Linked DNA regions of Homo sapiens: regions 1, 2, 4, 5 and 6 are each linked to region 3. Evidence: chromatin loops called from intact Hi-C (ENCODE). Cell type or tissue: A673. All regions are shown on one strand. Region 1 has its middle 15 kb from the start of FAM181B. Region 2 overlaps ANKRD42 (ankyrin repeat domain 42). Region 3 overlaps DLG2 (discs large MAGUK scaffold protein 2). Region 4 holds the start of ANKRD42 (ankyrin repeat domain 42). Region 5 overlaps PRCP (prolylcarboxypeptidase). Region 6 overlaps LINC02951 (long intergenic non-protein coding RNA 2951).

Region 1 (4,000 bases), 1.1 Mb after region 3:
CTGGGTCATGGGTTGCTGCCAGAACATCGTAAGAAAAGCCAATCTTGTCCATATAATGGCATGAGGAAACAGGAAGCGCTGCAGCATGACTTTATTATCCTTCCTCTGAGCAGGGCCACCGTTCAGCTGGGAGGACCTTACCTTTGTTCCTACAGGTTTCTACAGGTTACACACCAACTGCTGAGAGCAAGTTGAATGACAGTAAAAGGTGGTGAAACAACAACACAACAGCAGCAGCTACAAGAGCCGCCTTGGACCTGGAATTGGCACACTGCAGTGGTCACCGGCCTAGACTGAACCGGTTTAAATTTCACTCTGCCTTTTCTTACTGATGCCATTTTGTAGACTTACCGAACCTTTCTAAGCATCAGTTTTCTCATCTGGAAAGTGGGAATAACAATATTCCCTGCTTTTCAGGGTTAGTGTGAGAATTAGAAATCAGGTAGGTAGCTACTGCTGAGGGCCAGGCATATAGCAGGTTCCCAGGTACTGGTAGATACTGTTATTTCTAAGACCTGGATGTAACCAATGCTGATGCTCACTAGTGCTGGATAGGACAGTCACATCATCATTTCTGAGTATCAGTGTTCGTTCTCATCTCTAGAATGGAGACATGTGATGTTTCCACATGGTGGTTGTGAAGATGAACTGAAATATAAACAGCCTCCAGCATAGCATTTGCCAAATGCAAGGCCTTAGTAAATGTCAGTAGGATCTGAAAATCCAATGGTTGGAGAATAAAATCTCCCCTTTAGCTATGAATTTATTTCCATTTCATCTGGAGTCTGAGGAAGATCCAAGTCCTGTTATTTATTTAACTGTATTTGACTGTGTTTAATACTTGTAGCTGACTTTTAGGTCACTTTGATATTTCCTCTGAGATTTTCATCTTCCTTTGGCTAAGAGGCAAGTTTCAAACAGAAGAGCAAACCGTGGACTTCTAGTGCTGGATCTTCTTTTGGAGAACAGAATTGTCCTCAGTGCTGCCTGTGATTCTGAATCTCCTGGGACAAGAGGAGGACTTGAAAAACAGCCCAGTTCTTCCCCAGACTCACAGATGTGACTGATGCAGCTGGGCCTGGGGTGAGCACAGTTGGAAGCCACTGCTCTGTCCAGATGCTTCTCACAGAGGCGCCAAGGACTGGCCACACATTCTCTTACCTGCTTGCTCCTCAGTCTCCGTCAATGCCTTTATGTTTCTGTTCTCTTTATTCACGTAGTTGACAAAATGCACAACGAAAGCATGCAAAAGACAGAGCTAATCTTGACATTGGCGAAAATTATGGTTTCATGTTTAAAGAAACTATAGAAGAGATAAAAGAAGTCTTTTCTAAATTTAAAAAGAATTTAAATATTTATACTTTGTATGTGACCATAAGCGGAGAGAATTGGCCCTTTTGTTCCAGAAAAGTAATTGGTGTTAAGCCTGAAAATCTAATTTTAACAGGGAGATCTGGAAAGGAGAGTTATAGCATGAATGCTGCCAAGATGAACAGATTGCTTCAACCTCACTAGATTTTAGCATTTTTCCCCCTCTATAGAATGAAGATAGTGATGGCAATGCTTGTCTTGCTTTCATATGCTGTTGTGAGAAATGAGGAAGCCAAAGCATTGGCAGTGTTTTACAAAATGCAAAGCACGAAACCATGAAAAGGATAACTTGCCTCGTGACCTCATTGGGCAAGTTATTTGACATTTTAGTCCCTTAGTTTCACCATCTGCAAAGTGGGACCCATAATGCCTAATGCTGGCCTGACTGGGATGTTATGGGGACAAAAGTAGACGGTGTTTGTAAAGGCACTTGGAAAAGCAGGACACCTGTATTAAATTAAAGTAGCAGTGTATTTTCTATTTAACAGACAATAAAACAGGTACTGTGAGGCCACATTCCACTGAGCTTTCTGAGCAGAGCTGCGCCTCTGGCCAAGCCTTCTGGGCTCAGTGTCTCTGCTTCCAACGGACTTCCCCATGCTCTGCTTAACAGCACTGACTTCTCTTTTATCTTGGTTGCCAATCCTCCCGAGGTGGAGGCAGGCCCAGGTCCATTCTTGGGGTGAGGCTAGGAAGAATAGGGCCATTTATAACTCTGCTCAGATGACTGGAGAATCCTTTCAAACTGCTTGGCTGAAAAGCATCTAACAAAAACTTGGGGAATCCAAAGGCCTAAAGAGCCATCTAGTGGTTGCACATACAAACGACGCTGGCTTTTGCCAGTAACTTCACTGGAACAGAGATAATGGAAAGGGATTTTATTTTTTTCCTCTCCTAAATTTGTGCCTGCCCGGGCAACCATAGAAAAGGATTGATGTAAGTGTCCACTGTCCCTGCTTGTAACCCTGGACTTCAGAGTGATGTTGGAGGAAAACTGGGAACCTCTACAGACTTGAGCTGCTACAAAGCCTTGGTTTCCTTTCTCAGCTCCTGGCTTGCAGTTAGTTGTGTCCATGTGACTGAGTCTTTTTTTTTTGTTTTGAGATGGAGTCTCACTCTTGTCGCCCAGGCTGGCGTGCAGTGCCATGATCTCGGCTCACTACAACCTCCATCTCCCAGCTTCCAGCGATTCTCCTGCTTCAGCCTCCTGAGTAGCTGGGATTAGAGGCACCCCCAACCATGCCTGGCTAATTTTTGTATTTTTAGTAGAGACAGGGTTTCACCGCGTTGGCCAGGCTGGTCTCAAACTCCTGACCTCAAGTGATCCTCCCGCCTCTGCCTCCCAAAGTGCTGAGATTACCATGCCCGGCCTGTGACTGAGTCTTAGGTGATGGAATGTGAGCGGAAGTGATACACATCACTTGTGAGTCTGGTCCATAGAACTCTCTACATAGAAATCTCCAAGTCATTTGTCCTTTTGTGGTGTGATGCAGATGAGCATGGCAGTTTTGGGATTCATGTGTTGAAGATGGAATCACAAGATGCAATGAATCTGGGTCTTCAAGTCACCACTTGGAGGAGAGCTACCTGTCCATGAAGAACACCTCTTTTGGACTTTCCATAGCAAGAAGTAAACCTCTAAGTGTCTTTGAGCTATTATGCATCTTTGTGTTTGTTTGTTTGTTATACCATTTAGGGTTACCTTAACGAATATAGTTGTTGTTAGTCAAGTTAACTATGAAAATCAGAGACAGATTTACCGTGAAGCCAATGAAGCTCTAGCTTCAGGGATCTTCATTTGCGTAGGCCCTTTCCAAGGTCCAAGGTGTGCATGTGAGGAAGTGGGTGGGGGGGGGGGTCCCCTGGCAATGTGTTCTCATGGTTATGTTTTGTGAAATTTGCAAAAGTAAGATATTTTCAACTGCATGCAATTGGTTAGGTGTGCTGCCTCTTTCCTTGTCAACTTCCGCTCCATCACATTTTACTCTGTGTTGGATGGCGTTGGGGAAGCATGGACATTTTGGGGACCCAGCTCAGGGAAGTTGAGTGGGGATACATTTAGTCTGAGTGTAGTTGTTGCATTGTCGTGGTTTTCTGTCTCTTTCATGCAGAGTTATTGCTAGCTGTTCTGGTATAAGAATGGTTTCCAGGGATAGTACTCTGCCCACTGTGCAGCTGTGAAAACATGATGCAAGGTCAGAGGTTGTACTATAATAGAGTCTGTTCAGGGTGCCTGGTTCAGGGAAAATGTGAGCAGAGGGGAGAAACAAGGCTTGAAATGTATGGAGTCAGAAACTAGTCTATAGAAATTTCTTCTAATCCATTCTGATGTGTAAAATTGTAAGCAGAGAATTTAGTTCTTATTGATGCTTTGTCAAAATTGAATTTCATTCCTGTCAGGACACACTTGGTAATTTTTAAAACCATATACAATTTTAAATATACTTTATATTTTATCTCCTTTTTTCATGGGACTAGCTTAGTTGATAAAGCTTGAATACAGCATTTAAATTGAATTTCCAAAAGATATTCTGGAATGTCTTAATAGAAAAAGGAGAAATTATGGATTTTTGATTTGGACCTTCTTTGACACTTTAAATTTAGCTATTAAAGAACAGAGAGAAAATTC
Region 2 (4,000 bases), 580 kb after region 3:
AGGCGGAGCTTGCAGTGAGCCGAGATTGCGCCACTGCACTCCAGCCTGGGCAAGAGCAAGACTCCGTCTCAAAATAAATAAATAAATAAATACATACATACATAAAAATGTCTCCTCAGACAATTCTCAAGGGCAGACAGGTTTGGGAACCACCATAACCACTAGTAAGAAGATAGAGGGGATTAAGATAAAAAATGTCAGAAAAGACTGAAAGAGCAGTGAGTATTTAGCTTATATAATAATTTCATTAATATTTGAAAGTCTGTGTTTCGTAAAGCCTGTTCTATGGGGTCCTCAGAGGTAAGAACTAAGATTAATTGGAATTAGCTCCAGGAAGAAAGATTTCAATTCAACAAAAGAGGAAATTTCCAATGAAAACAATAAAAATCACGTATTTATGCAGTGTCTGTGATGTCGAGACACTACACTAAGTACCTTACACATTTTAATCCTCACAGAGAAGAAATGCTTTTCAAAAGAAGACATACACATGGACAACAAGCATATGAAAAAATGCTCAACATCAGGAATCATTAGAGAAATGCAAATCAAAACCACAATGAAATGCCATCTCACATCAGTCAGAATGGCTATTATTAAAAAGTCAAAAAACAACAGATGCTGGGGAGGTTGTGGAGAAAAGAACATTCATACACTGCTGGTGGGAGTGTAAAGTAGTTCAACCATTGTGGAAAGCAGTTTGGCGATTTCTCAAAGAACTCAAAACAGAAAGGAATATATATCACACTATATTCATACTATATTCACACTATATTCAAACTATAAAGACACATGCACACATGTTCATCGCAGCACTATTCACACAGCAAAAACATGGAATCAACCTAAATGCCCATCAACAGAAGACCGGATAAAGAAAACGTGGTGCGGCCGGGCACAGTGGCTCACGCCTGTAATCCCAGCACTTCGGGAGGCCAAGACGGGTGGATCACAAGGTCAGGAGTTCAAGACCAGCCTGATCAACATGGTGAAACCCATCTCTACTAAAAATTCAAACATTAGCTGGCTGTGGTGGCACGTGCCTGTAGTCACCACTACTCGGGAGGCTGAGGCAGAAGAACTGCCTGAACCCAGGAGGCGGAGGTTGCAGTGAGCCAAGATCGTGCCACTGCACTCCAGCCTGGCGACGGAGTGAGACTCCATCTAAAAAAAAAAAAAAAAAACTTAACTACCATTCACCGAATTCCCCAGGCCAGAAATCTGTCATCCTTGATTACCCTCTTTTTCTAACACCTCATAGCCACATCTATCAGCAAATCCTATCATCTTTCTCTCTTCTAAATACACCAAATCTCACCACTTCTCATTATCCCCATCATCTCCACTCCAGTCCAAGCCATAAACAACTCTCTCCTGAACTATAGCGATAGCCCCCTAACTGATTTCCCTGCTTCCACTCTTGCCCTATGAAGGAAAATGGGCTTTCCACAACACCAGAAATCTGGAGGCAAAAACAGTCAAGGCAAACAAGATCTTGGCTTGGCTTTCACTCTATCTTCCCAACAAAGTATGGTATTACTGATGCTGATTTTTTTCAAGAACCAGGATATATATATAAATATTGCTTAAAGGGAATACATAGAATGTTAATGTAAGCTCTTCTTAAATGGTGATGAAAGCCTCTAATATGAAAAGGTGGAAGCAAAACAAGAATGGAGATGTCCAATATCACTGGTAGTTACAGGCCTACATCAGGAACTCTAGGAGCCCAGGAAATCTGTGCAGATATTCTACGTCTGCTCTTGTACAATTCTAATTTAGTATCCTTGGCATCAGGATATAATTATATCAGGAACTTCATCCAACCTTATATTGTTAGATGGAGTATGTTCTCTTCCCACCTAATTCATACCCCATCTGAAATGCTATGCTCTTTTCCACCTCCCAGTCTATCACCCACCCAACAGGTAGAGTGATACTGTTTTTAAATGTGAATCAGATCACATCATTCCCCACCCTGAATCCCAACAATGGCTATTTAAAATAAAATCTATATGCTGAGATTTTGTAGTGAAAAAAGGGGAAAAATGAACAAATAAAAATCGAAATCTAAAATCCTTATTAGGCCCTACATGATCTGACTGGGTCCCTGCTTACCTTTCAGACCAATCTGTCGCCACTTCCTTAGGGATTCTACTCAAGCCACACTGACCATTCTCAATGCTACATAATGGCCTTTACGTGCACTGCTCCCTCTGCTGGCACGTTCTTCCAAGATCTTAATATGACTCATTCTCATCACTCAGGTCTCTGCTCAAACATCACCACCTCAGAGAGGCCTAATGACTTTCTTATCTATAGCACCACTCTACTCTATTTACTTTATATATCTATTTTCTTATCAATTATTTATCACCCTCCCTCCTGACTACCACCATTCGAATGAAGTTCCTTTGTATTGTTCACCATTACTTCAATAACTACAACAGTGTCTGGCACATAGTAGACAATAAATATTTGTTGCTATTATTATCTATAACAATCATTTGCCAACTAACCATGGAAATCCTTGAGATGTCTCTTTCCCTGCCCTGTTTCCTTGATCCACTGAAGAAAATACTTAAGTATTTTCTTATATAACTTTCCACCCCCTGAGGGACAGAGATTATGTCTTATACTTTTTATATGTTCAACAACCCTAGTACAAAAACTTATATTAGTTCTAGTTCCTCCAAAAATATCAAATTATTTTACTTTGTAGGCAGTATTTGTCTTTAGAATAGTTTCCAAATTTGTGGTAAAAAGTGGCTGTGGTATTTCTGAAAGGATAAATCACAACAGAGGCAGCATACTTACTTCTGGCATCTGTTTTATCCAAGTCACTCAGACATAAATCATCCTTGGCATCAGTGCTTCCCTCAACACCATGTCTTATAAAATATTTCACATCATTTTCATCAATTTCATTTTCGTCATCTATATCATATTTCTGTAGCTCCTCTAACAGCTTCACTGCTGCCAAATGGGCAAACCTGTAGAAAAGAATCAATAACTAACCAGATCCACAATCTTCTTCAAACTGAAACTGCAGCTTGCACTTAACTTAGGGGATTACACTCTGTACACCCTGCCATCAATCCACTCACCAGCCAAGGAGCCAAAATCTGAAGGTCAGTGACAATTTGACATATATTCAACTATGTAAGAAACTCAGTTACTTGGCACTACGGACAATTATTCATATTAAACACTGATTCCATAATTTTTATTGGCAAAAATACACTGGGAATGGAGATCCAATACCAAAGGAATATGTAGTATGCTCTCAAGCAGAGCTGCTCAACTGAATAGAAGGCCCAGAACCACCCTCCTTGATTACCTACAGTTATTGCCTTTTCTTGGCCTAATTTAGATTATAGAATTCATTTTCATTCCAGTTTTAGGGCTAACTATTAATATAGCTCTAGCCCCCTCTATCTTCACCCTTCCTCAAGCCAAAGCATTTGGTACGGCTTTGAAATTTAATGAAAAAATAATGACCTTTCCATTCATGTTTTCTAATTCTCCTTAATCTTTCCTGCATCTCTGTGAACGTTCCAGTAATGTACTCTTGGTTTTGGAGTTGTTGTGATTGCATGCAACCTGCATATTTTCCGCAATTTTGCTAACTGGAATTTTTAATATATTTTCTTACAACTTGAAGAATTACTCACTAAACATAAAAACCTTAAATCCTATTTTCTCATACTTACATAACCAAACACACACATTACCTCCTACCAGATACTGCAAATCATTAAAGACATAGTAATAAACATATGCAGGAAGTTGTAAGGTTTATAGAATTCATTAAGTCTACGACTAGGTTGTAATTTAACAGCTGTCATTTACTGAGTGCTTACTTTATGCTAGATTCAAAGTTATCTCTAAAATAACCCTACACCCACACCAAGCATTTTGGTGCATGAGAAAAAAATGTGGACCAGAAATTATGGAAAACTTCAGATATACCCATAGTATTCAATCACCTATTTGATGC
Region 3 (4,000 bases):
GTTCCTCCTGCCTTTCCATCCAAATTCCCTCTTTTAATGACAAGGAGAAGAGTTATCTCCTTTGAGTTTGCTCTAGAGAGGAATGCAATAGAATGGGAACTTGAGGGTAGAGTTTGTTTTTTGTAACAGTGTTTATATGTTGATGGAAATGATTCAGTAGAGAGAAGGAAATTGGTGATTTATTTAGCAATTCATATACATGTATATTAAGTGGAAGAAGTGGAAAACACTTTGGCTGTATGGCTGTGACTCTTATTTGTTAATTATTTGATTTATTGAATATCTCTTATTGATTTATTTTGTTTATTGCTGTATTCGAAGAGTTTTGAAAAGTATCTGGCACTTTATAAGTGTTCAATAATGAAAACATGACTGTCAAATATTATTCTAGTGTTTATAGGAAATAGAGAGGTATATCAGACATTGTTCTCACCTTCAGGGGCTGATAGCTTAGTGGAGACATAAGATATGAACATGGTCGTAATGCATGGCAGATTGATAAAAAGAAACAACTACTATGACTTATTCTTCTCACGCTGACATTATTTAAAATCCATTCATCTAAAAAAAATCCATAATAAGTTTCTTAATTCCAAGTATCATCTTATCTTCTTCATCATCACCATCACCACTTCTGACACCATTCACTCCACCACATGCAATGACCGCTCTCAACAGCTGACATAAGTGGAGAGTCGATGAGCGTCCTCTAACAGCAAATTGCTCATACATGAGCTGCTTCTCTCTTTCAAATTCCCAAGGGCAGCATTGGCCCTTTCTCTGCTCAGGTTCTGAACAACTGCAGAGCTTGAAGCAGCAGATATCATGAGTTATGAGATGTGAACTTTCCAGCTAGTATGGAGGTCAGTAAGCATAAGCGTTATGTCTGCATCATCATTGCATCCCAGAACCTAACCCAGTGCTAGGCACACACAGGTGTTCATAGGTGATGAATAAATTAGATGAAAGAACTTGAAGTCTTCGCTAATGGGAAAGGAAAGCTTTTGGAGATTTTGTTCTAAGTTTTTTCCCTGAAATTCTCAGAAGATTCTTTTTTAAGTTGTCTGTGACATCTATGAGCCAACCTATTGCCTGGTTTTCCAGTTTAAGTGTCGGTTGGTTGGAAGAGAGAAATCCTGGATGAATAACTTACCAGAGAATAACTAAATATGGATCAGTAGATAGGATCCCAGGGGTAGCATTTTTCACTGGAAAAAGCTGTTCCTATACTACATATTTGCTGTGCTTTTCAAATGTCGGGGCTCACTTGCTCATCAGTGAATCAGTAAAAAAGGAAATATTCCCTTCCTCAGTTGTCAGGCCCACAGTATTTTCTGCCCCAGGAACAACTATCTCCAGGGAATATTTTCATTTGAAACATCCATTTTCTTGCCCTGAAAGCCATAAAAGATGAGACAAATCACTCTGAAAGCAGGTACCAAGGTCTGGACTTTTCAGCCTGAACCATAGTTTACCTTGTTACATATGAAATGCTTAGGTATCGTCATTCTAATAATGTGGCTGATAGCATTGATAATAATTGGTTGTTTCTGAATAGTACTTTTGATTTATGGAGCAATTTAAAATTTTTATTCTTATGGCAACCTTGAGACAGGCAGGGGATGGTATTATTATAATAACAACTTTTTATGAAGAAACCAAGCCTCAGAGATGCTTAGTAGAGAATACAAAGTGATAATGTTAGATGGAAACCTGACTATTTAGCTGCTCTTTTCTTATACTTTTTTTCAGTTATTTTCATAAACTGGCCTATGAACCTATTGTTCCCGTAAGACAATAAATAATATGTAGTGACTGGGATTATTTCCTAAAAATCCACAAGATGGCAGTAAAAGATTTTGCATTGAACTGGAGACACTAGTGGAATGTGGCCTTTTGCCCAGTTTTCATACTAGTGATTGTATTTGATCACAGTATTAAAACTGGTTATCATAATGATAGCTTTTTAAAATATAACTCAATGAATTCAAGTGGAATTCAAACCTGAAAGTAACATTTGTGACTTTGTTTATTATTATTATTATTATTGTGAGGGTCCTGTATTTAAACATAAGAAACCACTAGGAATCAGCTGGGAGCTCTGATAGCCAAGATTTCTTGAGAAAGCTCAAAATGAGAAATGTTACTCCTTCTTCAACGTTGGACTGACCTATAATTCTCCTGCTTGAAGGGGAGAAATAGAGGGGTCAGGAAAAGGTCAATAGTTAATCTTCCTTATAATTTGATTTCTTGTTATTTCTCTATGTTCAGAATCTTTCCTGGAGGGAAACTTTCCTGATGGACCAATGTTGCTGTAAAACATATTCCAGGAACATTTATTGCCTATATCTCTCAGGTTTTGTGTGTAACATAAACTATACTAAGCTATGGGTAGTTTTTCATGTACTTTTATTATTCTACTCTCAGATTTATGATAGAATTAAGAAGAATGAAGACTATATTTTTCTTTTCTTTTTCTTTTCTTTTTCTTTTCTTCTTTTTTTTTTTTTTTTTTTTTTTGAGATAGAGTCTTGCTCTGTCTCCCAGGCTGGAGTATAGTGGCATGATCTTGGATCACTGCAACCTCAGCCTCCCAGGTCCAAGCAATTCTCCTGCCTCAGCCTCCCAGTTAGCTGGGGTTACAGGCATGTACCACAATGCCCAGCTAGTTTTTGTATTTTCAGTAGAGATGGGGTTTCACCATGTTGGCCAGGCTGGTCTCGAACTCCTGACCTCAGGTGATCCACCTGCCTCAGCCTCCCAAAGTGCTGGGATTACAGGTGTGAGCCACTACACCTGGCCTACATTTTTCTTTCATTTGGCGGAGGGTCTGCCTCCATGCTGAGCGGGAACTCCCTTTGTTGATGGGGCTCGTGATCATCATCAGGCACATATAGACCTGAGTCAGTAGACTCTGTAATTGAGAACATCAGAAAAAATCACACTGTTTCTGTTTCTAACATAAAGGCAAGCAAGTGTTCCTTAGCATCTCCTTTGTGTGTAGCAGACAGGACTTATGCCTCAAAAAGATGGCAGTGGATTTGCATAAACATGTAAAAACTTAAAAATGAACGTCAGGTATCTCTGGTTTTAAAGTCCTTTGGGCAGTCTCTTATGCTACCCAAATTTATCTTTCCCCTTTTCCTGACTTTTCTTCTCTAATGTCTTTTTACGTTCATATTCATAGTCATTTCTTATGACAAAGAGTACAACCTTAATTTTTGCTTGCTTGTCAGAGATTCTCTTTTCACCTTGGGTGGCTCACCATCTTTCCCTGAAGGAAAAAATATATATAGCTTTCATACCCTTACTAACATAGATTTAAACCTCCTGTCAGGAAATAAGATATTCCACTCCATTCCTCTGTTTATTCATGTATCCTCTCATCCCTGTCTACAACGAACTTGATAGGGGCTTCTGTGTTTATGTCACCTTGCTATGTGGAATGTAATGATGACTAAGCCATGTGTCATGTCCTTGGGATGCTTATAGTCTAACAGAAGTAATAAGCAGGTCCACCCCGAATTATACTATAAGAAAAGTACAGTGAGGCAAGGGAGTTCCATAGAAAAGGCAAAACCTCACCAGGTATTCTGAGGAGGATTCATGTTTTCCTTGGTAATGGAAAGACCTTCCCAGATCCTCACTGCAAGTCTAAGATAAACGATTTTTTCATCAGGCCACAAAGGAAGAACATGAAGTCCAATGCAGAAGTTTTGAAAAGCAGGAGTGCTCAAGAATTATCAACAGCCCAGACCAACAAGACACCAGATGCAGGAGACTATTTGGCCTCTGAATAAACGGGATGAGGAGTTTAAGCACTGGGCTAGGCTAGGAAAAGCAAATAGCTCCCAGGAGCAACAATTCAGTTACTCAGGACAACCTGAACAAACTCCTGATCTTCTCACTCCTCTGTAAAGTGAAAAGACGGAGACTCAGGATCTTTAAAGGCCCTTCCAGCTCCAATATGCTAGGAATGTATGTGTTTGAGAGAACTTTG
Region 4 (4,000 bases), 630 kb after region 3:
CAAAGTAGGCATATGCAGTAAATATTTACTGGATGGTTGAATGAGTAACCGATTTGAGGGCCACCAGTAGGACTGAAGTCACAGTAAATGACAAGAAAAAGAGAACCAATGATGGCATCATCAAGGGGTAAAAGCTGCATTTAAGAAGATGGCAGAAGAAAAGAAAACGGTAAGGGAAAGGGTCACTCAATGGAGTGAAAGAAGAAAACTAAGTAAGTACTAATTTGTCACCTCCACAGGGTCAAATGCTGCAGGGAAGTCAAGGAAGAACTTAAAAGGGTCCGTCCATTAAGACTGAACAAGAGTTGATGTCAAGCTGGGCAAGAAGACTCGGAGGAATAGTGTGGATGGAAAAAAGGAAAGAAAGCGGAAATAATACAGAACAGGGGAGAGCTGAACAGCTTTGGTATCCCCTGAAAATAAATTAAAAAGGGAAAGGGGGGAGTGACGGCTGAGAAAAGGAAATGCCAGAAAGGGCTAAGGCTGTTGCGGGCTTAAGTGAGAAAAGGAATACGACAGAGATGAAGGCCAATGACAGTCTGACTCACAGGGGTTTGCAGTCTCCCTAGAGGAAGTGGAGGGGCCTGAATTGGCCACCCCGGGCATGGCGCAACACCTCCGACTCTGGGGAGGAGTTGAGTCCAGGCCCCTGATGCTGCGGCGGTCTTCACTTGCTCTCACCCACGAGCCACTGCAGCGGCAGCGGCCCTCTTCTCCGTCGTCACTAGGACGGGGCCCAAGGTCCTCTCTTGCTCTCTCCCAGAAGCTGCAGCGGAAACCTTCGTCTTCACTTTCTCTCTCCCAAAAGCCACTGAAGCGGTAGCTGGCGTCTTCACTGCCGCTCACACCAGAGGAGTCGCTGGCTGCGTAGCCGCGGTCTCCACTTACTTCCTCCCAAGAACTACCAACGCTGTGGCCGCCTTCGACACTCCCTCCCTCCCAGGAGCCACTGAAGCGGCGACTGCGATCGTCACTGACTCTATCCCCGAAGTCACTAGTTCGCGGGTCCCGAATGTCACTGACTCCCTCCCAAGGACCACTGAGGCGGAGGCCTCGGTCTTCTCTGGCTGTTCCCCTGGAGTCGGTAGTTTGGTGGCCTCCAACTTCACTAAAATTCACGTCGCTGCTGCAGAAGGTGCTGTCTCCCCTAACTCTCTCCCAAGAGCAGCTGTGACTGTGGCCACTATCTCCCCTAACTCTCTCCCTAGAGACGCTGCGGCAGTGGCCGAGGTTTTCACTGACCCTTCTCAAGTCACTGCGGGAGAAGCCGGCGTCTGCACTTAGGCTTCCTGCAGCGACCCTGGAGCGGCGGTCGCTCTCTTCACATTTTCTTTCCCCGTCGTCGCTAACTCTTTCCCTAGACTCGGCGCCGGAATGGCCGTGTAGACCGTTTATCCTCCACACGTGGTGGCTAGTGCGGCGGCCACCGTCTTCGTCTGCTACTCCCTGCGAATCGCCGTAGCGGCGGCCGCCTTCCGCTGGTACTTTCTCGGAGTCTCTTTCCAGCCTCCCGACTCCAGCCACTTGGCTGGAGAGGCAGCAGGGCCGTCGCCTTGGAAACGAGTACACTTCCGACGTGCTGAGGTCATTTCCCGTTCCTCACGGCCCACGCTACTTCCGGTTTCCTTTCCCTCAGCTATTCCATGGCTTTTCGTGTGGACAAATCGGGAGGTGGTGTAAACTGGTTTTTGGTGAAATTCGGCTCGGCCTCATGCGAACCTATCTAGGTCCGTCTCTGGAGTGGCCTGTCATCGATCGCGCCCTCCATCGCTGAGCGACACAAGTGGAACCCCCCAGGACTGCATTCTGCGTAGGTGACCTGTGTGGCGCGGGCCGGGCGGGGCCTTTTTGTCCTTGGGCAAACGTGGTATACTTTCTCAGTGGTGGTTGGAAGGAAATTTGTTGCCCTGTCATTTCGCAAGTATGGAAAAAGACCTAAAGGAGAATTTAGCAGCTGCAGCCGCTGTTTTTATTGCGTACTTTACTAGCGCCAACTCTTTAATAATCGCTTGTTAGTTGTTACCCCTGTTTTATGGGTCAAGAGACTCAATATATCAGTACTTTGGTAAGGCCAGGCAGCAGGTAAGTTGTAAAACCAGTAAAAAAACACAGGTCATTAGTCAAAAGAGTGCTTCAGGTCTCCTGACTCCAAATCCGAGAATCCTTTCACTGTAGCATGTTTACTGCTCAAATATTTCTACAACCCTATTGCTTAACAACAGGAATGAATTATTTCACCATTTGTTGCAAACGTATGGGTCACGTTTTGTGCCAGCAGCAGAAAATACAGAAATTAGTAAGAATTACCTGCCCTCCAGGGGCATCACCAACCTGGATTCCCCTCTCGGCCCAGTTTTTCCACCCTTATTGCCTTCTCCCTTCAGGAATAATGAACTCGTCCTGGAAGCGTACCTTACTTTTTAATATCTCTGCCTTGTCATGTGCTGTTCGTCTTACCAGGAAACTACCCTGCTTTTCCCCCAGTTTTGGTCTGTGAACACATTTGGGAAATTCTTCTGATCCTACCGCTACTCTCTTGAGGTACAGTAAATTGTCTTTGACTTCCATCACCTTTTGTAATATTACAATTGCCATCTACTGAGTTCCTATGATCTGCCTGGCATTGTACTAAGTGCTTTATATTTTCTTGTTCATTTTTTTATGCCAACATAAATGAGTTTGACTCAATTCTTATTATAACCTGCCAAAATAAGTATTCCTCTTCCTTTTTACAGAGAGAGAAACAAGGGAAAAAAAAGTTAATTGCCTGAGGATATACTGCTAGTGTTGCGGGACAAATAGAGACGGGAGAGGCCAAACAGAATTCAGGACAACCCTTTATTATTAAGGTGATCACTGGCTCAGTCGGACTGGGGTCCAGAAAGTCTGAGCCCGGAACAAAGGGATCAATCACCTTTTAAGCAATTTGTGGCGGGAGTTTGGTGCTACAGGAAGCCTACTTGCAGAAGCAAGAACAAAGGCAGTTAATTATTCTTTTACATTTGTTACACCACATGTCTTACATCCTTGGGAATGCATGCTTTTGTAGCAATTGCTTATCAACCTTGTGACTTTACAGCGCGCTAGGGAGGGAAGCAGGAACTCGTGGTGCCTCAAGGAACGTGAAACGGTGGAACACAGATAAGCCTCTCCGTGCGTAGAGGAGAAATAAGCGGTTAATATTCTCTCTTAACCCAGGCCTCCGGAGGGTGGGGGGCTATATTTCATTCTACCTCTAAGGAAAAGAATAAACTTCTTGACTAATATACTTATAAAATTCATTAATTCCCCCTTCACTAGTAAATAATAAATACCTGACTTAGGATTCCAAAATAGGTCTTGAATTTTTCTGCAGGAGCTCCTCAAAGTCTCTGAATTCCCACAACCTTTTATTAGATCACTTATCCCATTGTATTATAATTATCTGTTTAACAATTTTTCCTCACCCCTAAAGGACCCTGAGCTTCTGGAAGGTAGGGACTGTATCTTAAAATCTTGGCATTTCTGATGTCTAGAATATTTCATTTAAGAGAAGGGCTTAGTAACTGTTGTGTGGGTGGGTTGATGAGTTAACTGTCAGGCAGGTGAACTAATAGGCTGAAGATAAAGTTTTTCACTGTTGGAAGTGAATTTGGGATTAGTCATCCTAATCCCCTCACTTTTAGAGATGGGGCAACTGAGTCATGCGCGGTGGCTCACGCCTGTAATTCTAGCACTTTGGGAGGCCAAGGTGAGCGGATCACCTGAAGTCAGGGATTTGAGACCAGCCTGGCCAACATGGCGAAACCCCATCTCTACTAAAAATACAAAAATTAGCCAGGCATGGTAGCAGGAGCCTGTAATCCCAGCTGTTCGGGAGGCTGAGGCAGGAGAATCACTTGAACCTGGGAGGCGGAGGTTGCAGTGAGTTGAGATCGCGCAATTGCGCTCCAGCCTGGGCGACAAGAGCAAAACTCCACCTCAAAGAAAAAACAAAACAAGACATGGGGCAGCTGAGGCC
Region 5 (4,000 bases), 950 kb after region 3:
TTCTGTCTCTCTATACCGCTTTCTTTCTTTCCTTCCTTCCTTTCTTCCTTCTTTCTTTTCTTCTTTTCTTCTTCTTTTTTTTTTTTTTTGAGATGGAGTCTCACTCTGTCGCCCAGGCTGGAGTGCAGTGGCATGATCATAGTTCACTGTAACCTTGAACTTCTGGGCTCAAGGGATCCTCTGATCTCAGCGTCCTGAGTAGCTAGGACTATAGGCATGTACCACCACACCCGGCTAATATTTTTATTTTTTGTAGAGACAGGGTCTTGCTATGTTGCCCAGGCTGGTCTTGAACTCCTGGGCTCAAGTGATCCTACCACCTTGGCCTCCTGAAGTGTTGGAATTACAGGTGTGAGCCAGTGCACCTGGCCTAGGTTTTTCTTTTTCCTTATTTATTTATTTATTTTTTGAGACAGAGTCTTGCTCTGTCACCCAGGTGGGAATGCAGTGGTGTGATCTTGGCTTACCGCAACCTCTGCCTCCCAGGTTCAAGTGATTCTCGGGCCTCAGCCTCCCAAGTAGCTGAGATTATAGGCGTGTATCACCATGCCTGGCTAATTTTTTGTATTTTTGTAGAGAAGAGGTTTTGCCATGTTGGGCAGGCTGGTCTCGAACTCCTGGCCTCAATTTGATCCTCCCGCCTCAGCCTCCCAAAGCGCTGGGATTAAAGGTGTGAGCCATTGTGGCAGCCCAGTGAGTCTAATCTCATCTCCCATGTCTTCCCCTCATAAACCTCTTGCCGTAAAACAACAGTTCCTGAATTTATGCTCATTCTGTATAGCTCATCATAGCCTTGCACATGTTTTTCTTCCTTTGCTTGAAATGCTCTTTTGTACCTGAAAAAAAAAAATTCTTCTCTGTGTTTCAGCTCAGATATTACCTCCTTGGTGCAGCCCTCTGTAATTTCCTCAGGCAGGGTGGTGACTTTGGCTTCTGAGCTCCCACAGTGCTTTGTATACAGAACTTAACCACACCACTGCTTGGTTGTTTACTAGCACATTAATCATTTCTGTTAGATTCTCCAGAACTTGAGAAATGGAATTGTATCTTAGTTTTTTTCTTAATACCTGCCTTTTAGTGAGCACTCAATAAGTATTTTTAAATGAAAGAAAAATTTAATATTAATGTGATTTAGTGCAATATAATTTACATATGCCTGTATAGTGAAATAGAAATATAAACATGTATCTTGTAAAATAATATATATCTTCAATGAGATTTTAAATGTTTATCAATCTGCTTTTGAATTATCTTATTATACATACAGAACAATGCATTATCCTAACTCCAGAATCCCCTCATTCTCTTTTACAGTCAGTTTTCCCCTGCACTGGTAACCAATATCCTGGTTTCTGACAGCACAGATTTTGAATCCTGACTTTAAAAAGAAGGGGGATGATTGTTGTTTCAATCATGTGAACATATAATATATTTATTTAGAAAAGAAAGATTTAAAATAATTGGCCTCTGTGTCTGTTTTTTATCCAAGAGTTTGGACTTGAGATCTAAGTTCCCTTTCTGTCCTAAGATTTTCTGAAACTTAATTTAAAACTTAACAAACCGGGTGTGGTGGTGTGCGCCTTTAGTTACAGCTACTCTCGAGCTTAGGAAGGAGGATCGCCTGAGCCCAGGAGTTCGAGGCTGCAGTGAGCTATGATCTGGCCACTCTACTTTGCCTGGGCTACAGAGGGGAGACCCCGTCTCTTAGAGAACAAACAAAAAAAAAGTAATGGTCTTTCCGACTTTACTACTTATATAAGGGCGCCCTCTGGTGGTGTGTCATTTCCTAAAATTTATATGCAGTGCTTGATTACAGCAGCACTTTATCTCTAATTTGGGAGCTTGAGCTGTGGCCCGGTAATTCTTCTAGTACAAAGCTTCCTGAAGCCGTGGGAAGGCATTGATTATGTGGTGCTTTCACAGAGCTGTTTGACCAACAGATAGAATCTCCCTCTAATGAAACACTTAACTGTTATTTGTCAAAACATGTTATTTCTTGATTTACTGGAGCATTTTAGGTATTCTCAACGGCAGGATATTTTCACCTCTGTTTTAGCAGTAAAGCAAAGAGTGTTTTGGTTTCACAGCATTTTGATAACTTAGCAATTCCCCCTCTGGGCCCAGGAGTTCTTGGTTTGAGGAAAGAAAGGTTATTAAGCACTGCAGAATTTTTCGAGAGGGTGTTTTCTCTCCCCATTTGGTTACTAAGCACAATTTTTTTTTCCACATAGATAGATGCTGTTGTGATATTTATTTATACCATTATTGAATTTATAATAGCTTCTCATATTTTCTCAAGCACTGGCTACTAATATATAACACATCTGTGATAATTTTAACATTAAGAAGGGAACCTCATAATCAGAAACACAAGAACCACTTACTTAGAAGATTTAAACTGCATCAGTTGAGCAATTATCTATGGCCGGGCGCGGTGGCTCATGCCTGTAATCCCAGCACTTTGGGAGGCTGAGGCAGGTGGATCACTTGAGGTCAGGAGTTTGAGACCAGCCTGGCCAACATGGTGAAACCCTGTCTCTACTAAAAATACAAAAATTATCCGGGTGTGGTGGTGGGCACCTGTAATCCCAGCCACTTGGGAGGCTGAGGCAGGAGAATTGCTTGAACTCGGGAGGTGGAGGTTGCAGTGAGCCGAGATCACGCCCCTGCACTCCAGCCTGGGTGACAGAGCAAGACTCCGGCTCAAAAAAAAAAAAATTAAAAACAATTATCTATAAAGTATCTGCCATGTACAAGGGCACTGTGGTAGCTATTGTGTTCTTGCCTTTCAAACCATCTGAGTATAGGAGGCTGGGGCACTAAATTTTCCCCATGATGGACTCTCCCATTATCACTTATTTGCTTCCCTTTCTCATTTACCATTTTCTCTTTAAATAAATTTATTTCTAAGAGTCTCATTTTTAAGATTAGGGGCATGTTAGGAAAAAAAAAGCATAGGAGTCAGGGAATGCAGTTCTGTCTCCTGGTTAACACTTATAGAAGTATGTGTAAAGAGGAGCAGTGTCTTATTACATACGAAGATGATTGCCTTTGAAGCATATCTCTGAGAGGACTTCCACCCTTTTTGTTAAGATGGAAGCTCGACCCTCTAAGGTTGGCAATGACGAGAGCATCTTCGTGGGAAGGGAGGACAGTATCTTCTTGGACTCACCTTCCTCTTGGAGGGACTTGTAAACATTTCCTTTGCTACCACTACACTCACTGGGGGATACCGTTTCCTCTTTAATTCTTTAAGTCAAATTTAATCTCCAATACTTTCTGGTATCTTCATTGTATGGATGAGTAAAGGTAGAACATTTAAGCAGGGTTTTTGAAAGGCCTTGACATAATAAAGAAGAAATAAACCAGGAGTCATCCAAGAGCCAGAGATCTGACTCATAAGATGTGGCTTGCTCTCTGATCTTGTCCTACCTCTAGGGTGCCCATGTGTGAGGGACAACTTAGTAGGAATCCACTCCTAGACATCCATCCTTCTCCAACTGTAGATCTAGGGCTTGTCTAAACTCCACCTTCCTTCCATGTTTTAGTCCTTCTTTGGGAACCCGTGTTCTTCTAACATAAAAGTGTCCATCCTTTCAGGGCATATCAAGCTTGCCCAGAAAGCTGTCAGTCTCCATTTAAGAACTCTAATGGAATGTAACCCCACAATCCCCAAATTAATATAAGACACACACATCAAATGGGAGAAAGAGGGTCTTATTTTATTTTAGATCTCTGCATTAGAGTTGGAAACCAGAGCACATGAAAAACTCCTTTAAGGTGCTTTGATTTATTGGAGGCGTAAGTTAATTTTTTTGGTCATGTATATCTCTGGGTATACTTTTTGTATCTTTAGTAAAATTTTAGTTAACTGTTATTAGATGTCTGGGTGCCTGAATAAATCCAACTGCATACTGAATTTTCTAAAACCGAAGGCTGCCAAGAAGGAGCCAATGTGATTTTGGTTTTATCAGTGGCCTAATGGAGTTAGCAATAGTAG
Region 6 (4,000 bases), 730 kb after region 3:
TCTGAGTCCTAATTCTTTTTCTTTCATTTTTTGAGACAAGATCTCGCTATGTGCTCAGTCTAGTCTTGAACTCCTGAGCTCAGGCCTCAGCCTCCTGGGTAGCTGGGACTACTGGCTTATGCCACAATGCCAGGTGGAGTCCTAATTCTCTTCAACAGTTTAAACTACAAGCTAAGGTACTAATGATCAATAATGGTATAATTTAGCATTTCCTTGCTTATATTTCTACAAGGCTATTTGAAATGGCACTGTCTTAACCCAAAAAGGCATACTTTTTGAATAAGGAATAACTATATGAAACATTTAAAGTGTTTTTTTGTTTTTGTTTTTAGACAGAGTGTCACTCTGTAGCCCACTCACAGGGTGGAGTGCAGTGGTGTGATCTCAGCTGATTGCAATCGCCACCTCCCGGGTTCAAGCAATTCTCCTGCCTCAGCCTCCCTAGTAGCTGGGACTACTGGTGCACTCCAGGCGCACTGGCCCAAACGTTACTTTTTGAAAAATAACCATTTTTAATCACAAAAATTATAAATGAGACAGCTCAAGAGGATTTTTTTTGAGGTGATAGAATTGTTTAGTATCTCAATTATGGCGGTGGTTATATGATTCTTTGCATTTGTCAAAACTCATAGAATTGTATACCAAAATATGTAAATTTAAAAATTAACAATACTTTTTTAAAGAGGAAGAAAGTAATTGCATAGTCTACTGATGCCCCTTAGTTTTCCTGCCCAGAGGCAATCACAATGCAATACTGGTCTTCTAAAGAATCAGCTGGGTGTGGTGGCTCACACCTGTAATCCCAGCGCTTTGGGAAGCCAAGCCAGGAAGACTGCTGGAGCTCAGGAGTTTGAGACCAGCCTGGACAACATGGCAAAACCCTGTCTCTACAAAAACTTAGCCAGGCATGGTGGTACCCATCTGTAGTCCCAACTACTCAGGAGGCTGAGGTGGGAGGATCACTTCAGCCTGGGAGGCAGGGGCTGCAGTGAGCCAAGATTGCACCACTGCACTCCAGCCTGGGTGACAGAGCCAGGCCCTGTCTCAAAAAGAAAAGAATTCTTTTTAACAGGAGAAAAAGCACAGAAAATTATTTTTTTATTGATACATACATAATAGATGTATATAATTTAGGGTACATGCGACAATTTTATACATTTATGTAATTTGTAAAGATCAAATCAGTGTACTAAGAATGACATTGTAATGCTAGAAATGTAGTCACTGAGGCAGACTTATTGGACAGATGTTTTTGGAAATGACGACTTTTTAGTCCTTGTAAGCTGATAAATCCACTATTCTATTCAAGGTAAGGTTGGCACTTATTGGGGCAAATGAAAATGAGAAAATTAGGGAGTAAGGTCTGGAGAAGATAAGTGAGAATTAACACTGACACTAAAATTTTAACATTCAGGGACTAGAGCCAAAACAATAAATACATTTAAAAACAAAGATTGCATAAGAACAAAAATGTGATTGTTTTCAAAGGTTACAGATTTTATTCCAAGGCTGTGCTGAAAAAACATCCTGCTTGGTAGCCTACCTGGAATCAAATATTCTCTCCCCTTCCTACTAATATTACTCATATGTCTAATTCAGTTTCTATACAGTTCTTAGTGTTTTTTCAGTTATATGTCATTCATGCCAACATATCCATTTTACCCATTTAATTGATACTGAATGATTACTAAATGTAAAATTAATAGTTCTGGTATTTTATTGCCATTACAATATTTATATTATTCTACTGTAGCTTTTTTGGCTTGCAGATCTATTTTCCACCTCTCCCCGCCAAAACTGTCAGACTCATATTGGCATATCTGTGTTTATTTATCTTGGAATCCCTAGAACCTACCTTGTATATTATCTGACACCTAGTGGATACCGAATGAATATTTACTGAAGAAACAAGAGCCCTGTTTTAAGCAGAAGGAAATGTGAATACAAATATGGTTGAGCTCCTGCTTTTAAAAGAACTTACAACTTGCTGGTCATGTACAGTCAATATAATTAGTAGGCCACATGCATAGGTGGGTAAATAGAGGACAGAGGGTAGAGAAAGACTGAATGTAGTCCGATTACATGAAACAACTTATCTTAACATTCTATTACAAACATTAGTGCTAGGGTATGTAACAGGAGACCCTTTACTGTCCTTTCATAGACCTGTGCTGATGATAGAAAACCTTACTGGGTGACAGGAAAATAGATTGGATAGATATAGCATATCTAAAAATGTTCTAATTGTATTTTATTTTTAAAGAAACTGAGGATGAAACAGCCATTGACAAGACTGCATATTCTTGGAATCTGTTATCATAAAGAATAAGGTCCTAAAGGAAAACAATTTATTTCACTAAAAAACAAGTCTGACTGGGCGCGGTGGCCAGCACTTTGGGCCGAGGTGGGCGGATCACTTGAGGCCAGGAGTTCAAGACCAGCCTGGCCAACATGGGGAAACCCTGTCTGCACCAAAAATACAAAATTAGCTGGGTGTGGTGGCGCAGTGCGTAGTCCTGGCTACTCCAGAGGCTGAGGCAGGAGAATGACTTGAACCTGGGAGGCAGAGGTTGCAGTGAGCCGAGATCGCACCACTGTACTCCAGCCTGAGCAACAGAGCAAACTCCATCTCAAACAAACAAACAAACAAACAGAAGAAAATCCCCTAGTCTTTCTGGAGATATTTCATAGGCTTCTTTCAGAAGATAAACTTAAGTGTTAACAGTAATGGCTTTATGGTCATAGCATTTACTACACGATGACATAAAGCTCAACCATCAATACATAATGTTTTATTCTCCAATACTATGGTCCTCTCCTGATCCTTTCACACACTAGTTCTGATGTACTGAGAATTGAGGACTCCAATTCAGTTTCCTGTTGAGGCGAGGTAGGATTTCATCAAGAAATGTTTTATTTCCTTGATTGTCTGAAACAGTGCACTTTGCTAGTGCAAAATCTGTCACAAAAGAATTGGATAAGTGGGAGGGGGGTGTAAATTGTTAAAGGACTAAGCAATCCATCAGAGTTTTATAATTTAACAACTTACTTATCCATTAAGCAATTATTTCATGCCTACTGCTTATGTGCCAAGCAGAAGAAAACAGCATATTACCTACTGGTAACAATAACAAGTGGCTGCCAAGGCAGCTTAGTGGTTTATGAGCCAGTCATTTTGCAGCATTGTGCTAAAAGGGAGGGAGAGTTAGAAGGTAAAATCAAGTCGCTTCTTACATGTTATCATCAGCTTTTGGGGAGTATCGTGAATTTTATTTTTTATTTTTAGTTGAGAGACAAGGTCTTGCTCTGTAGCCCAAGTTGGAGTGCAGTGGCATGATCATGGCTCACTGCAGCCTCAACCTCTTGGGCTCAAGCGATCCTCTCACCTTAGCCTCCCCAGTAGCTAGGACTACCAGCACGTGCCACCACAACCAGCTAATTTTTAAATTTATTGTCGAGATAAGGTCTCCCTATGTTGTCCAAGCTGGTCACAAGCTCCTGGGCTTAAGCAATCCTCCTGCCTTGGCTTCTCAAAGTGCTAGGATTACAGGCATGAAAATGTTCATTCATTTGTTCTGTTGTGTACCAAGTGTAGTGGATATAGTCAAGCTTGGATATTAAAACCTATATATTCAGGTATTAATAAAGGAGCTAGATCCTCCCCCAACCTCATCCCTGATGAAACAAATGAAAATTTAGTAATTTTGAAAAAGTATCTTAGTCTTCACCATGAGAAAAATGAGATCTTCCTTAAATTCACCTTATAGTGTAAATATTTTGATTTTAAATTATATAGGTTAAGGCATCAAATTTTTCACTGCTTAGGTGTCTACAGATTTCAGTCAGGCTTTGGATACAACAGTGAAGAAGACAAGCTCCTATTAAAAAATTTTAACCAGGGTTCTTAATTAGGAGTTTATAGATTAATTAAAGGGGTCCATTACATCTCTCTTTTATTTTGAGACAGGGTCGGGCTCTGTTGCCCAGGCTGGAGTGCAGT

What was found. Hi-C counts contacts between places; a loop is a spot of excess contacts. Peaks named below come from ENCODE experiments on the same cell type or tissue, not always from the same donor. Only the 100,000 strongest peaks of a DNase experiment are listed, where the experiment ranks them.
Region 1: it touches region 3 in a loop (8-fold over the local background); 40 of 110 quality-filtered maps call a loop at or near these places.
Region 2: it touches region 3 in a loop (8-fold over the local background); 30 of 110 quality-filtered maps call a loop at or near these places.
Region 4: it touches region 3 in a loop (9-fold over the local background); 4 of 110 quality-filtered maps call a loop at or near these places.
Region 5: a loop joins it to region 3, with 10 times the contacts of the local background. A loop is called at or near these places in 26 of 110 quality-filtered maps.
Region 6: a loop joins it to region 3, with 3 times the contacts of the local background. A loop is called at or near these places in 4 of 110 quality-filtered maps.

Annotation. Positions count from the first base shown.
Region 1 is chr11:82,716,583-82,720,582 of GRCh38, reverse strand. No RefSeq gene overlaps it. Among named protein-coding and RNA genes, the nearest start is that of FAM181B, 15 kb to the left of the region's middle. In A673, a CTCF peak has its summit at 2,187 (motif pointing left); a DNase peak (open chromatin) is centred at 2,172.
Region 2 is chr11:83,239,752-83,243,751 of GRCh38, reverse strand. ANKRD42 (ankyrin repeat domain 42) reads right to left here. Exons shown (of 11, transcript NM_001300975.2): 9 at 2,818-2,993. Among named protein-coding and RNA genes, the nearest start is that of CCDC90B-AS1, 44 kb to the left of the region's middle. In A673, a CTCF peak has its summit at 2,222 (motif pointing left); a DNase peak (open chromatin) is centred at 2,221.
Region 3 is chr11:83,817,990-83,821,989 of GRCh38, reverse strand. All of the region lies in intron 17 of DLG2 (discs large MAGUK scaffold protein 2), which reads left to right. Among named protein-coding and RNA genes, the nearest start is that of DLG2-AS2, 180 kb to the right of the region's middle. In A673, a CTCF peak has its summit at 1,826 (motif pointing right); a DNase peak (open chromatin) is centred at 1,869; H3K27ac peaks cover 1,901 bases.
Region 4 is chr11:83,191,277-83,195,276 of GRCh38, reverse strand. ANKRD42 (ankyrin repeat domain 42) reads right to left here and starts at 1,565. Exons shown (of 11, transcript NM_001300975.2): 1 at 549-1,565. The coding sequence starts at 606. It overlaps ANKRD42-DT (ANKRD42 divergent transcript), which reads left to right and starts at 1,608. Exons shown (of 3, transcript NR_149009.1): 1 at 1,608-1,810. RefSeq lists enhancers at 589-948, 1,469-1,578, 1,639-1,858 and a silencer at 1,156-1,334. In A673, no CTCF peak of the experiment used is centred here; DNase peaks (open chromatin) are centred at 736 and 1,586; H3K4me3 peaks cover 2,942 bases; H3K27ac peaks cover 2,456 bases.
Region 5 is chr11:82,865,445-82,869,444 of GRCh38, reverse strand. The region is part of intron 1 of PRCP (prolylcarboxypeptidase); the gene reads left to right. Among named protein-coding and RNA genes, the nearest start is that of PRCP, 33 kb to the left of the region's middle. RefSeq lists an enhancer at 1,613-1,872. In A673, CTCF peaks have their summits at 1,561 and 1,763 (motif pointing left); a DNase peak (open chromatin) is centred at 1,764.
Region 6 is chr11:83,085,096-83,089,095 of GRCh38, reverse strand. The region is part of intron 2 of LINC02951 (long intergenic non-protein coding RNA 2951); the gene reads left to right. Among named protein-coding and RNA genes, the nearest start is that of LINC02951, 10 kb to the left of the region's middle. In A673, a CTCF peak has its summit at 1,863 (motif pointing left); no DNase peak of the experiment used is centred here.